Regions from separate parts of the Homo sapiens genome. Here all the other regions are linked to region 3. Evidence: chromatin contacts called from ENCODE Hi-C or POLR2A ChIA-PET data. All regions are on one chromosome and are shown on one strand. Each heading gives the region's core, a stretch centred on a gene start or an enhancer-like site at or near the end of the contact. The rest is flanking DNA. Distances are from core to core; before and after follow the strand shown. Region 1 holds the start of CPEB2 (cytoplasmic polyadenylation element binding protein 2). Region 2 holds the start of BOD1L1 (biorientation of chromosomes in cell division 1 like 1). Region 3 holds the start of PACRGL (parkin coregulated like).

Region 1 (3,611 bases), core at 168-2,667, 5.7 Mb before region 3:
GGGTTTGAGTCTATATTCTAGGATTCATTTAATAGTTTCATTTCTCTAAGCATCAAGCAAAACAGTTAAAATTACAAAACAGAAACATAAAGTTCACCTCATCATGTAGTATGGATCACTCTGTTATTCTTTATCTAGACCTTCAAATACTTTATGTAAAATGTTTCTATACAAAAGGAAACACAGGATTAGTTCCTCCTCTAATGCTTCTAAAGAGCTCTACCATGGAAAGCTCTCTCCCTTCCATTTTGCAAGTCTCAACAAGTCTGCTGCTGAGTCAGAACCTCCTTTTTTCCCTGATGTAAGAACTATTTCTCCCTTGAAAATTCATAAAGCTTAGGAATAAATTAGAGTCTCCCTGGGGGGAAGGGGCGGGGACGCCGGAATGAATGTGGTGGGGAGGAGTCCCACGCTGCAGCCCTGATGGCACACGAAAGGCTTTTATGAAGCGGAGCTGGCCCGGGGTTACTATGGGAGCTCGCCGTGGAACCCGTTCCACGCATCCGAGTGTGTAAATAACCACGCGGAGCGTGTTTGTTCCAGGGACTTTGTTCCTTCTTACCCAAGTGAAAATGCCTGGAATATAGCCGAGGCTTCATGTTTACCCTACAGAAACACCCTCGGCGGCTCTACGACGTCGGTGACAGCACTCCTACCAGCGCCTAAAAACAGAAACAAGCTTAGAGGGCGCTACCTAGGGCTACAAGGAGGCCCTAGATCGGGGACTCGGGGTCTAGAGGTGCGCGGCGAGGCGCTCAGCGGACTTCAAGCCGGCAGAGCCCAGACGCTAGTTCACCACAGGACCCCCGGGCTGGGCCGGGCTCCCGCGTTGCGCTGGGGGCCCCTCGGGCGCCTATTTCTACGCGGGTCGCACAGTGCAGGCGCCGGTCGGGGTCCCGGGCCTCAGTTTCCCCCGCGGGCCAGCCCCGCTCTGGGAAGCCCGAGTGGTGCAGCAGGGCTTCTCCCCACCCAGGGCGGAACCGAGGTGACAGGAAGGAGGAGGCACCGCGAGGGGCGGAGACGCGTGCGACCCAGGCAGACTCTGCGCGGATCCCGCGCCAAGGAGGGGCCGTTGCCCAGGAACCGTCCCTCCCTCCCGCGCGTGCTTGCCCTCGTGCGCGCGCCCGCCCAATGCTCCCGACCACTGTTTGCCAGCCGACCCCCACCCCAACCGGCCTGTCCATTTCCCCGGGAGCGGAGAGACCCAACGGGACACGCCGCTCGCTCCCGCCCTCCCGGGAGCGCGAGCGCGCCCTCGGCTGCGTCTGCATAGTAATGAGGGGCGGGGAGGGGCGACGGGGACGCGGTGGCCTCGCGCCCGCGCGTGCCGGGACGCACCGCGGGGGGCGGCGCGATTGTGAGGTGGCGCTGACGCACGTTCCGGGGTTCTTAAGCGGCCAGGGCGGCTACGGCGACTGCGACGGCGGCGGCGGCGGCGATCGCCGCGAGGGGTGGTGGGGCCGAAGTCGGTGCCCCCTGGCTCAGTCACGGTGTCCCTCTCTCACTGACTCCCCCTCCTTCCACCACGGCCGCGCAACCCCAGCGCCGGCGGCTTCCTAGGTGGGGCAGGGGACGAGGAGCGTCTCCTCCCGCTGCCGGCGGCCTGATAAATGAGGGATTTCGGGTTTGGGGTGCTGCAGACCGCCCCGCTCCGAAGTAGCAGTCCTGGGCCCCTGTTCTGCGGCGAGGCGTATGGTCCTTACGCCGTGGGGTCCGTCAACCCGCTGCCCTCCGCCACGCCCTTCGGCCCACTGTCGCCACCACCGTTGCCTGTCACCGGCTTCTTAGAGGCCGCCTCCCCCTTCTCCGTCCCCCTCGGCGGCGGCGCGGGCAGCCCGGCCGCCGCCGCTTCCTCTTCCTCCCCGTTCCTGGCGCATCAGCAGACCATGCAGGATGAGCTGCTTCTGGGGCTGACACAGCAGCCGGCGCGGCCGCTTTCGGGGGCGGCGGCCACGGAGAAACTCCCCGACCACCACCCCGGCGGCGGCACGATCGCGGGTGTGACCCACCTCCTCCCCTCCCAGGACTTCAAACCGAGTCTGCACCACCCCTCCTCCTCCTCCGCCTCCTCCTGCTGCTGCTGCCGCACCTCCTCCCCGCAGGACTTCAGTAAGCGGCAGCAGCAGCAGCTGAGCAGCCAGAAGAGGAAAGAGTTCAGCCCTCCCCACCTTCCCCACCCTCCGGACTCGAAGCCGCCGCCGCCGCCTCCGCCGCTCCACTGCCCCGGTCGGTTCAGCCCGCCGCCGCCGCCAGCCGGCCCGCTCCTCCAGCCGGCGCAGCTCGCTCAGCGCCAGCAGCAACAGCCGCCGCAGCAGTTCAGCCTCCTGCATCAGCAGCACCTCTCGCCGCAGGACTTCGCCCCGCGGCAGCGTCCGGCAGACCTGCCCCCGCTCCCGCAGCTCCCTCCCTCGCCGCCTGCAGCCCCGCGGCGCCGCCACGGAGGCGCGGGCAGCCCTCGCAAGACCCCAGCCGCGGGCGAGGGCAGCGCCGCCGAGTCCCCCAATGCGGGCTTGGCCTCCTCGACGCCGGTGAACCCCGCGCCGGGCTCCATGGAGTCCCCCAACCACCCTCTGCTCAACAGTCCCAGTAACCTCCTGCCCGGAGGTGCGCTTGGCGCGGGCGCCTTCAGCAGCCTGCAGAGCCCGGACCTTCCACACCCGGGCGGCGGCGGCGGCGGCGGGGGCGGGGGGCCCCCAGGAGGCGGAGGGGGAGGCGGCTCCGCGTCGCCGCCGCCGCTGCCCGGCTTCGGCACCCCCTGGTCGGTGCAGACCGCGTCGCCGCCACCCCAGCCCCAGCAGCCGCCGCCGACCCAGCCGCAGCAGCAGCCGCCGCCACCCCAGCAGCCGCCCCAGCCGCAGCCGCAGCCGCCCGGCTCGTCTGCCACCACCCCGGGCGGCGGCAGCGGCGGCTCGCTCAGCGCCATGCCGCCGCCCAGCCCCGACTCAGAGAACGGCTTCTACCCCGGGCTGCCGTCGTCCATGAACCCGGCCTTCTTCCCTAGCTTCTCGCCCGTGTCGCCGCACGGCTGCACTGGGCTCAGCGTTCCGACGAGCGGCGGCGGCGGCGGCGGCTTCGGCGGCCCCTTCTCGGCTACCGCTGTGCCCCCTCCGCCGCCGCCCGCCATGAATATACCTCAACAGCAGCCCCCGCCGCCCGCGGCGCCGCAGCAGCCGCAGAGCCGGAGGTCGCCCGTCAGCCCGCAGCTCCAGCAGCAGCACCAGGCGGCGGCCGCCGCCTTCCTGCAGCAGAGGAACTCCTATAACCACCACCAGGTACGGCGGGCGGCGGCCTGGCCGCGCCGCGGGACCGGGAGACCATGGGCGGGGGACGGAGGCGGGGGCAGGGCAGCCGGGGACCCGACCTTAGCCCCGAGAGAAGCCGCGACGGGGGCCACTCGCCCAAGTGAGAGTGGAACTGAGGGCGGACAACCGTGACAGGACTCGGAACCCCAGCCCCCGGTGGGTTGGGAGGGCAGTGGCCACCGTGGGCTGTGGGGGCGTGGGAGACGAGTTCGCGCTGGGAGCCGCGGCTGGCCGGGCGCCCCCTCGAACGTCCCGGCGCAGCAGTGGGGACTGGGGCAGGGGCCGAATAGCGCCGGGGCCGCGGGCGGC
Region 2 (3,517 bases), core at 598-3,097, 7.1 Mb before region 3:
TAGTGGGCCCAGTATGAGTCCTTATAAAGGAAGATGTACCAGGATATTCAAGAGTTTCCCCAGAAGACATAGTGGAACTGTGTGCAGTTCACCTGAAAGCTTTAGAAGAAACTGTGGATGTTGTAAACATGCATTTCTCAAAGATACAAAGCTCCTCAGAACAACTAAACATACTATGAGAAAACCCTCGACCGGGCGCGGTGGCTCATGCCTACTGGGCGAATCACGAGGTCAGGAGATCGAGACCATCCTGGCCAACACGGTGAAACCTTGTGTCTACTAAAAATACAAAAATTAGCAGGGCGTGGTGGCACGCGCTTGTAATCCCAGCTACTTGGGAGGCTGAGACAGGAGAGTCGCTTGAACCCGGGAGGCGGAGGTTGCAGTGAGCCGAGATCACGCCATTGCATTCCAGCCTGGCGACAGGGCGAGACTCTGTCTCAAAAAAAAAAAAAAAAAAAAAAAAGGAAACCCTCATTTCATCAAAACTCCAATCCAATGGACCCAACCAGATTTAACAAGCAGACAAAAACAACCCCTACAAACCAGTTAATTTTCCAACATGCTTTCTGCTTCCAGAATTCTAGACTGTACTGTGGTTTTCCATCCATCTCACTGACTGCTCTTTCCTGGTGTCTTTGGCTAATTCTTTGCCAATCCAGCTAAGTTTACTTGTTCCTGCTAATGTCCCTTTCACTCTGACATTTGGTACAAAATCCCTTCCCCTTTCCAGCCTCTCTTTCTGGACAGGGAACCTTGTTGCTGTCCTTTCCCTTCTCTACATTACTCTCCTGAATCTGCTCTCTTTCCTGTCCTTTCTCCACTTCAGTATCTGCTGTCACCTCTCCTGCATCTTTTCTCCACTGAATGACTCGGTTCTCTCTACCCCACCTTCCTGTCCCTTCTTACCTTAGAATGGTGACATGGCCTAAGTTACCTAAATCAGGCAATCACTGCTAGAAACAATACTAAAGTCCTGTCTCAGGTTTGCCTCCTTATCTTTGCGCTCCCACCCCCACGATGTCCAGCAAAGCATATTACACATAACTTGATTCAATTACCATTTAGTCATTTCTCCAAAGGATAAAGGCCCTTACCGCCCAGAAACCTTCAAGAAAGAAGGCAAACATAACTTCGATACAAAGTAAAATCATCAGATATGAGAATGAATACAAAACTGGCTACTGTTAGCGCCACTGTTTCCAAACCAGTTCCTGTAAGAACAATGCCTTAGTCTTGCTCATCAGACCGGGGTAATCACTGTGCCGAAACCATGACTGGCACGTAGTAGGTACTTAAACACTAGTCGGTAAAACGAACCAAAGGACACGCTAAGGAATGAACACTCTGTGCTTTGCACAGTCCGTGGCACACAGCTGCAGCTCCAAGAGGAAGCCACTGCAAAAGAAGCGCGCCCTTGGGTCCTCCCCTTCCCTCGCAGACCCCCAAACCCGGCGCGCTCCTAACCTTGGTGTCCACGTCGGCCAGGCAGTCTCTGCGGAACTGGTCGAAGAGCCCCTGGCTCTTGAGGTGGTTCACGATCATGGCCACGAGCTGCGGGTCCCCGGCGCCCGCACCCGCGCCGCCCGCCCCGCCCGCGCCGGGGCCAGCCCCGGGGCCCGGCGGCGGCGGCGGTGGCTGCGGCTGCGGCTGCGGCGGGGGAGGCGGCGGCGCCGGAGGAGGCGGCTGCGGCTGTGGGTTGGTGGCCATGGTGGCCTGTGCCGGGGAGGGCAAGGGCCCTGACCGGCGGACGATCCTGGGAGGCGGCGGCTGCACTGGTCCCGCCGCCTGAGGGAAGCCAACGGGATGTTGTTACGGAACCAGCGGATCCAGAGCAACCCCGGAAGTGAAAGGGAACTGGGGGAAAGGAGGAAAAGACGGTGACAACATTGACGAAAGTCCGGCGACGGAGGCCGCGAAGAGCCAGTTTCGACCGTCGCCGGGCGCAAGCGCCCTCGCGAGGCCGAGCTGCGCCGGAAGTGGCGGCGACTGTGGCGACGGAGACGACAAGACTGTGCTGGTCGCGGGTTGTGGGGTTTAGGTCACCGGCAGGGGTCTGGAGTCCCTGGAGGTTAGGGCTTCGACCCGCGCGACACCTGGGGCCCTAGGTCTGAGCGGGGGCAGTGCGTTTCTGGCCCCGCTTCATCCGCGACGGCATTTTAGGCCTGCCTCTCTTGCTCCAGTTTCCCGGAGCAGTGCATAGAGATCCATAGACATTTGTAATGCGAACCCTACGTGGATCTGCTCATTCTAACTTCGCCCAACCCTCTTCGTTCTTAGCCTGTGATCCTGCACTATTCTTGTCCCAGCAGGTAGCTCCAAGTTCCTTCTGTCTCTCTTCTGCCTGCACATACCATTTCCCCGTGGGGGTCCCTTGTTTCTGGCAGTGTGCCTGTGGATTAGATCCGATCCCTCCAGCCCGTTCTTCCTATCTGTGAAGACAAATCGACAGGCTTTTATTTTTAGGAGATTTGCTATTGATTACTATGATTATAGCAGGTAAAACATCTATAGCACATATTATGTACCAAGCGTGGCGTTAAGTGCTTTTACATGTATTAACGCATTTAATCTTTGGACAAACACTAAGAGCTAGGTCTGATTACTGTCCCCAGTTTGCAAATCAGGGAACCAAGGCTCAGATAAATTAAGTATGTTGAGTAAGATTACACAGCTAGCAAATCACCTGCTTTTGGACTGCATCATCTTTGAAATTATTATTAGTACGTGGTCAAAGCAACATAAATATTAGAAAATTTCATAATTACTAAATAGTGTGTGTAACTTTATTGAAAAATGCATATTGTTGCTTTTTAAAGTTCCTACATCTGTGGCTGAATATATCTTATTAGTAGGAAAAGAAGGGTTGAGCATCAATTCTATTCCTATTTGTAATTTTTATAGCTGTGTGCCCTGAGAAACCTTGTTCATATAAACAAGTACTGTGCCTAGGAATGGAAGAGTTTTGTTGTAGCAATATCATTCAATTCTTGACCTCAAAAAATTAGATTTGATTATCTATGAGCTGACTTCAATTAGGCCCTCCTTCTATTTTATGGAAAGCAAAGAGCTGAAAACCACCTGGCTTGCCAAAGGATTTGTTTACTTAATCCTTATTTTTTCACTCTTTCAGATTCTGGGAAATATACCAGATAGGTTTTACCAAGATACCAAATGACTATGAATTAGACCTGATTTTTTCAATGAGGTGTACCTTTCACCTGATATACTGAAAGTTTGGAGAATATCTAAACATTTTTCATTTTCATAAATAGTTTTGGATAAGATTTATTTTTGTTATCAGGTGGTTAAATTATGTTTTTGTCAAAATTTGCAACTGCAGATTTAGCTCATTCAAGTTCAAAATCTTTGTCACTGGGCACAGTGTCTCACGCCTGTAATCCTAGCACTTTGGGAGGCTGAGGCGGGAGGATCGGTTGAGTCCAGAGTTCAAGACCAGCCTGGGCAACATGGCAAGACCCCACCTCTACAAAAAAATAAAAGAAATTAGGCGGTG
Region 3 (3,399 bases), core at 352-2,851:
TACTTATTGAGTACTTCCTATGTGTCAGGTATTCAATTGTCCTCTTAAATTTAAGTCTCGCAATAACCCAATAATGAAGAGGAAATTGAGGCTTGTAGGAGTCGTCATCCACAAGGACTCATAGCTGATAAGGGGTGGTGAGTTTTAGATAGCTTAACTCCAGAACACATATGCTTGTCATTCCTCTGCGATACTGAATACAAATCATTCTTATAGTCCAGGGAGGAGGGGTTAAAAGGTCACGAACTAGGAGCTCTACTGAGTCTGACACTGGAGATGCTAGGAGTAAGGAAAATATAATAAGTCTTGAGGAAGCTGGAGATGAGAGATTATAAAGTAAAAGTAGCTGAAGATACAGGATATAAGATTTTTTTTTTTAAAAATTTCTTTTTCCTTTTAAAAACGTTAGTTAAGCATGCATTGCGCTAGGCATTGGGGATAGAAAAGCAATAAAGACAATTTCAGTCTAGTGAGAAAGATAGGTAAATACATTATAATAAATTTTAAAACTTAGATTTGTATGCAAGGTTCACAGAACATTAGAGAAATTAGACATAGACAGAATTTATTAATTCATTTTATTCATTCAGAAGACATTAGTTGAATACCCACTGCATTATGCTTGAAGCTGGAGAAATAAAAAGGGCAAAGTTAAAATCCTTATCCTGAGGAAACTCACAATCTAATGAAGATGCTTCTGGGGTGCTGGTCAAGTAGCAAGGATGGAGCTACAGGAGCACAGAAGGATTACACAGCCTCGAGTGCTCAGACAATGCCAATTTAGTGTTACCTAAGCAAAAAGTTAGGGCTTTGGGTTGGCAACAGTAGAGGATGCTAAAGAGGAGTGCAGTGGACAGGTCCAAAGGGCTTGGACTTAACTATGACAACCCAAATTGTTGCTGGTGGAATGCAATACAAGGGAATATGCATTTTCCTGCAGCATCAGTTTTGTTATGATGTGGAGCATAAAATCGTGCTTTTCACTATTAAATATTTTTACTATTAAAAATAATGTAGAGCACAAAATCGTGCTTTTTACTATTTAAATGCGGATATACTGTGAAGAATGCAATAGCATATGAGATTCATAAAATACGACAGGAAACGAATTTCCACAGCTAGGCTTATGATTTAGCCAGATAGAACAGGAAACTACAAGAAAATCCCACAGCTGGGCATGCAGATGGCTTCGGCTCTCACCCCTGAAGACTCGGGGGGAGGAGTTCACAGTCTTCAGTTCTCCGAGTATTGAGGGTAAGATAGCTGAGGAACAATGAGTATTAAGTGTGCGAGAAAAGCGTTTAGGAGTTAAGCACATGGACTGAAGAGAGGCTAGGGCGCAGGCGACTGGGAACCCGTCATCGTCCCTCTGCTCTCCGGACCTCTTATTCGAAAAACATCCTCCACCACGTGCCCCTTTGTCGCCAGAGACAGCGCCTGCAGTGCGTGAGCTGCCCCCTGAACTCCTGGCGCCTGGTTGCCTGGGCAACCCTCTTCTGGGGCGCCTCCGCGACCTCTTACCATTGGTTTAGACGACGCAGCGTGCGTCTGACGTCATTGCGCGGCGCGACCAGGTTCAGGGGCGGGCCGCGCGGAGCCTCATTTCCCCAAACGCAGGCGCTCGGTGGCGGTAGCCGCGGTTGTTGGCCGACCGAGTGCCGGTCATAAGCCCCCCCCGGTGGGGGGCAGCTGGTGTGCGGATCGCGGCGGGAGAGAGGCGCGGTAGGAACGGGTCCCCGGAGCCGTGAACCGCGGGTACAGGTGTCCTGTCTGCGCTCTCTGCCAAGCCGGCTTGCTTCCTGATCTGTTGCTAGGGCCGCTGGACCCCGTTGCTAAGGACCCTTGAGATCGTGAGCGCTTGGAGTGTACCCCTCCTTTCCTGGGGTAGAGGGTCAGTCGAGAGTAGCCTTCGTTAACCTTAATTGAAACTGGTAAACTCCTCCCTCGGCCCCTTTAAAAAATCTCTGTTTTTTCTTTATTTTTTTTCTGTGTCTTCCTCTTTTGCTGACTTTGATAGCATCCTGGCTCTGGACTGGTCTTTAAGTATCTAGAAGTGAGTGTAGGAGGGGTGGCTGGGAAGGTGGAAAATAGATTCTAAGACCCCTAAGCAGATTGTGCGACCCTAATACTGGCCCTTTGAATTTACTTTCTGGTAAAAAAGGGACTGGGATAAGTGACTATTGGGCTCTGGGTCTTTTAGAATTTGACAGAGCTTTACAAATGGAACATGGTTTCTTTAGTGGGGCTCTTACTTACACGTTTGGAACTTTCTAGACCTGGATTAGAAAGCAGGGCTCTGCTGACTGAGAATTGTTTTAGTTCAGTGGTCTTAAAGCTGAGTACGGGAGAAAGTACATACAGGGAAAGAAATAGGCTATATCAGCTGCCCAAACAATGATAGAAAGTACACTTTCCTACCATTGACACAGATACCGGCAGTCCCTTGTAGATAGATGACCTGTAGCAACCAAGGAAGCTTTAAGGGGAATGTGTGGGCTTCATAGGGTGGTTTGTTTGCTTTCTGATATTGTGACATAGTTTAGGTGTTCGAAGTTAAGTGGATTTATGGATTCTAATATCTATAATTAGAATGTTTATCTTGTTTTGTAAAAGAATGAGCGGTGACCTTGATAATATTTGTAACACAAAATAGTTCTTACAGGTTCGCTTCTCCCCATCACTGCCCCTTTACACCATCCTCTACATGTTATTTAATGAAAAACCACTTGAAAGGGTTACCAAGGATAAGATTTTTAAAGCTTGCTTTCACAAACAACTCATGCTCCAGGCTTGTCAGTGGCATGCTTCCAGGTGGATATTATTTTAAAAAATTGACTACATTTCCCGTCGTCCCTTGGTGTCCGTGGAGAATTGGCTCCAGGACTCCCTCCCTCCCCCCAGTCTCTTTCAGATACCCAAATCCACCCATGCCAAAGTCCTCCAGTCTGCTCTCCGTATCCGTGGTTGGGTCAAATCTATAGATGTGGAACCCGCATATACGGAGAGCCAACTGTAATTTGTCGTTAAGGTAAAGGATAAAAATTTTAAGTGAAAAAGCAATTGTTTTGGAAGGAAATTCTCTAATACAGGATTTTGAAAGGGGATGTAGACGTGTTTGCATTACTGTATGTTTAATGCTGAAAATTATATATTGTACATAAAAGTTGTCCTGTATACTCATAAACTGTAGAAGCTCGATTTTCTACCATGTTTAAAACTTTTTCAAATGAGTTTTGGTGACTTTTTGAACTCATTCAAAATATAATGCAACACCTCCCCATTAGTTTGTTACAGGAACAACTTTTTGACGTGAAGGAAGATAGAAATTTAGCCATAAAATTCCATCCAAAACTTCCACTGAATTGGTAGGTAGTATTGAAAAATGTGCATCATAATTTG

What was found. Hi-C counts contacts between places; a loop is a spot of excess contacts on that map. ChIA-PET counts read pairs that join two places held with the same protein, here RNA polymerase II (POLR2A). Pooled maps may share reads with other maps.
Region 1: a loop to region 3 is called in a map of naive thymus-derived CD4-positive, alpha-beta T cell, with 25 times the contacts of the local background. The contact joins the promoter of CPEB2 here to the promoter of PACRGL in region 3. A Hi-C loop is called at or near these places in 2 of 168 maps with a recorded cell type or tissue (CD4-positive, alpha-beta memory T cell and naive thymus-derived CD4-positive, alpha-beta T cell) and 8 of 50 pooled maps.
Region 2: a loop to region 3 is called in a map of naive thymus-derived CD4-positive, alpha-beta T cell, with 18 times the contacts of the local background. The contact joins the promoter of BOD1L1 here to the promoter of PACRGL in region 3. A Hi-C loop is called at or near these places in 1 of 168 maps with a recorded cell type or tissue (naive thymus-derived CD4-positive, alpha-beta T cell) and 5 of 50 pooled maps. POLR2A ChIA-PET finds 5 or more read pairs at or near these places in 1 of 52 experiments (OCI-LY7).

What each region holds. Positions count from the first base shown.
Region 1 is chr4:15,001,064-15,004,674 of GRCh38, forward strand. CPEB2 (cytoplasmic polyadenylation element binding protein 2) reads left to right here and starts at 1,418. Exons shown (of 12, transcript NM_001177382.2): 1 at 1,418-3,272. The coding sequence starts at 1,611. CPEB2-DT (CPEB2 divergent transcript) reads right to left here and starts at 982. Exons shown (of 8, transcript NR_038857.1): 1 at 875-982; 2 at 563-662; 3 at 98-166. RefSeq lists enhancers at 407-456, 3,298-3,611 and silencers at 697-1,556, 2,057-2,366, 2,417-2,566, 2,667-2,876, 3,257-3,611.
Region 2 is chr4:13,625,878-13,629,394 of GRCh38, forward strand. It overlaps BOD1L1 (biorientation of chromosomes in cell division 1 like 1), which reads right to left and starts at 1,848. Exons shown (of 26, transcript NM_148894.3): 1 at 1,468-1,848. The coding sequence starts at 1,710. It overlaps MIR5091 (microRNA 5091), which reads left to right and starts at 1,988; the gene lies at 1,988-2,080. RefSeq lists enhancers at 1,277-2,007, 1,845-2,004, 2,008-2,738 and a silencer at 1,505-1,704.
Region 3 is chr4:20,698,857-20,702,255 of GRCh38, forward strand. PACRGL (parkin coregulated like) reads left to right here and starts at 1,602. Exons shown (of 9, transcript NM_001258345.3): 1 at 1,602-1,931. RefSeq lists an enhancer at 1,715-1,834.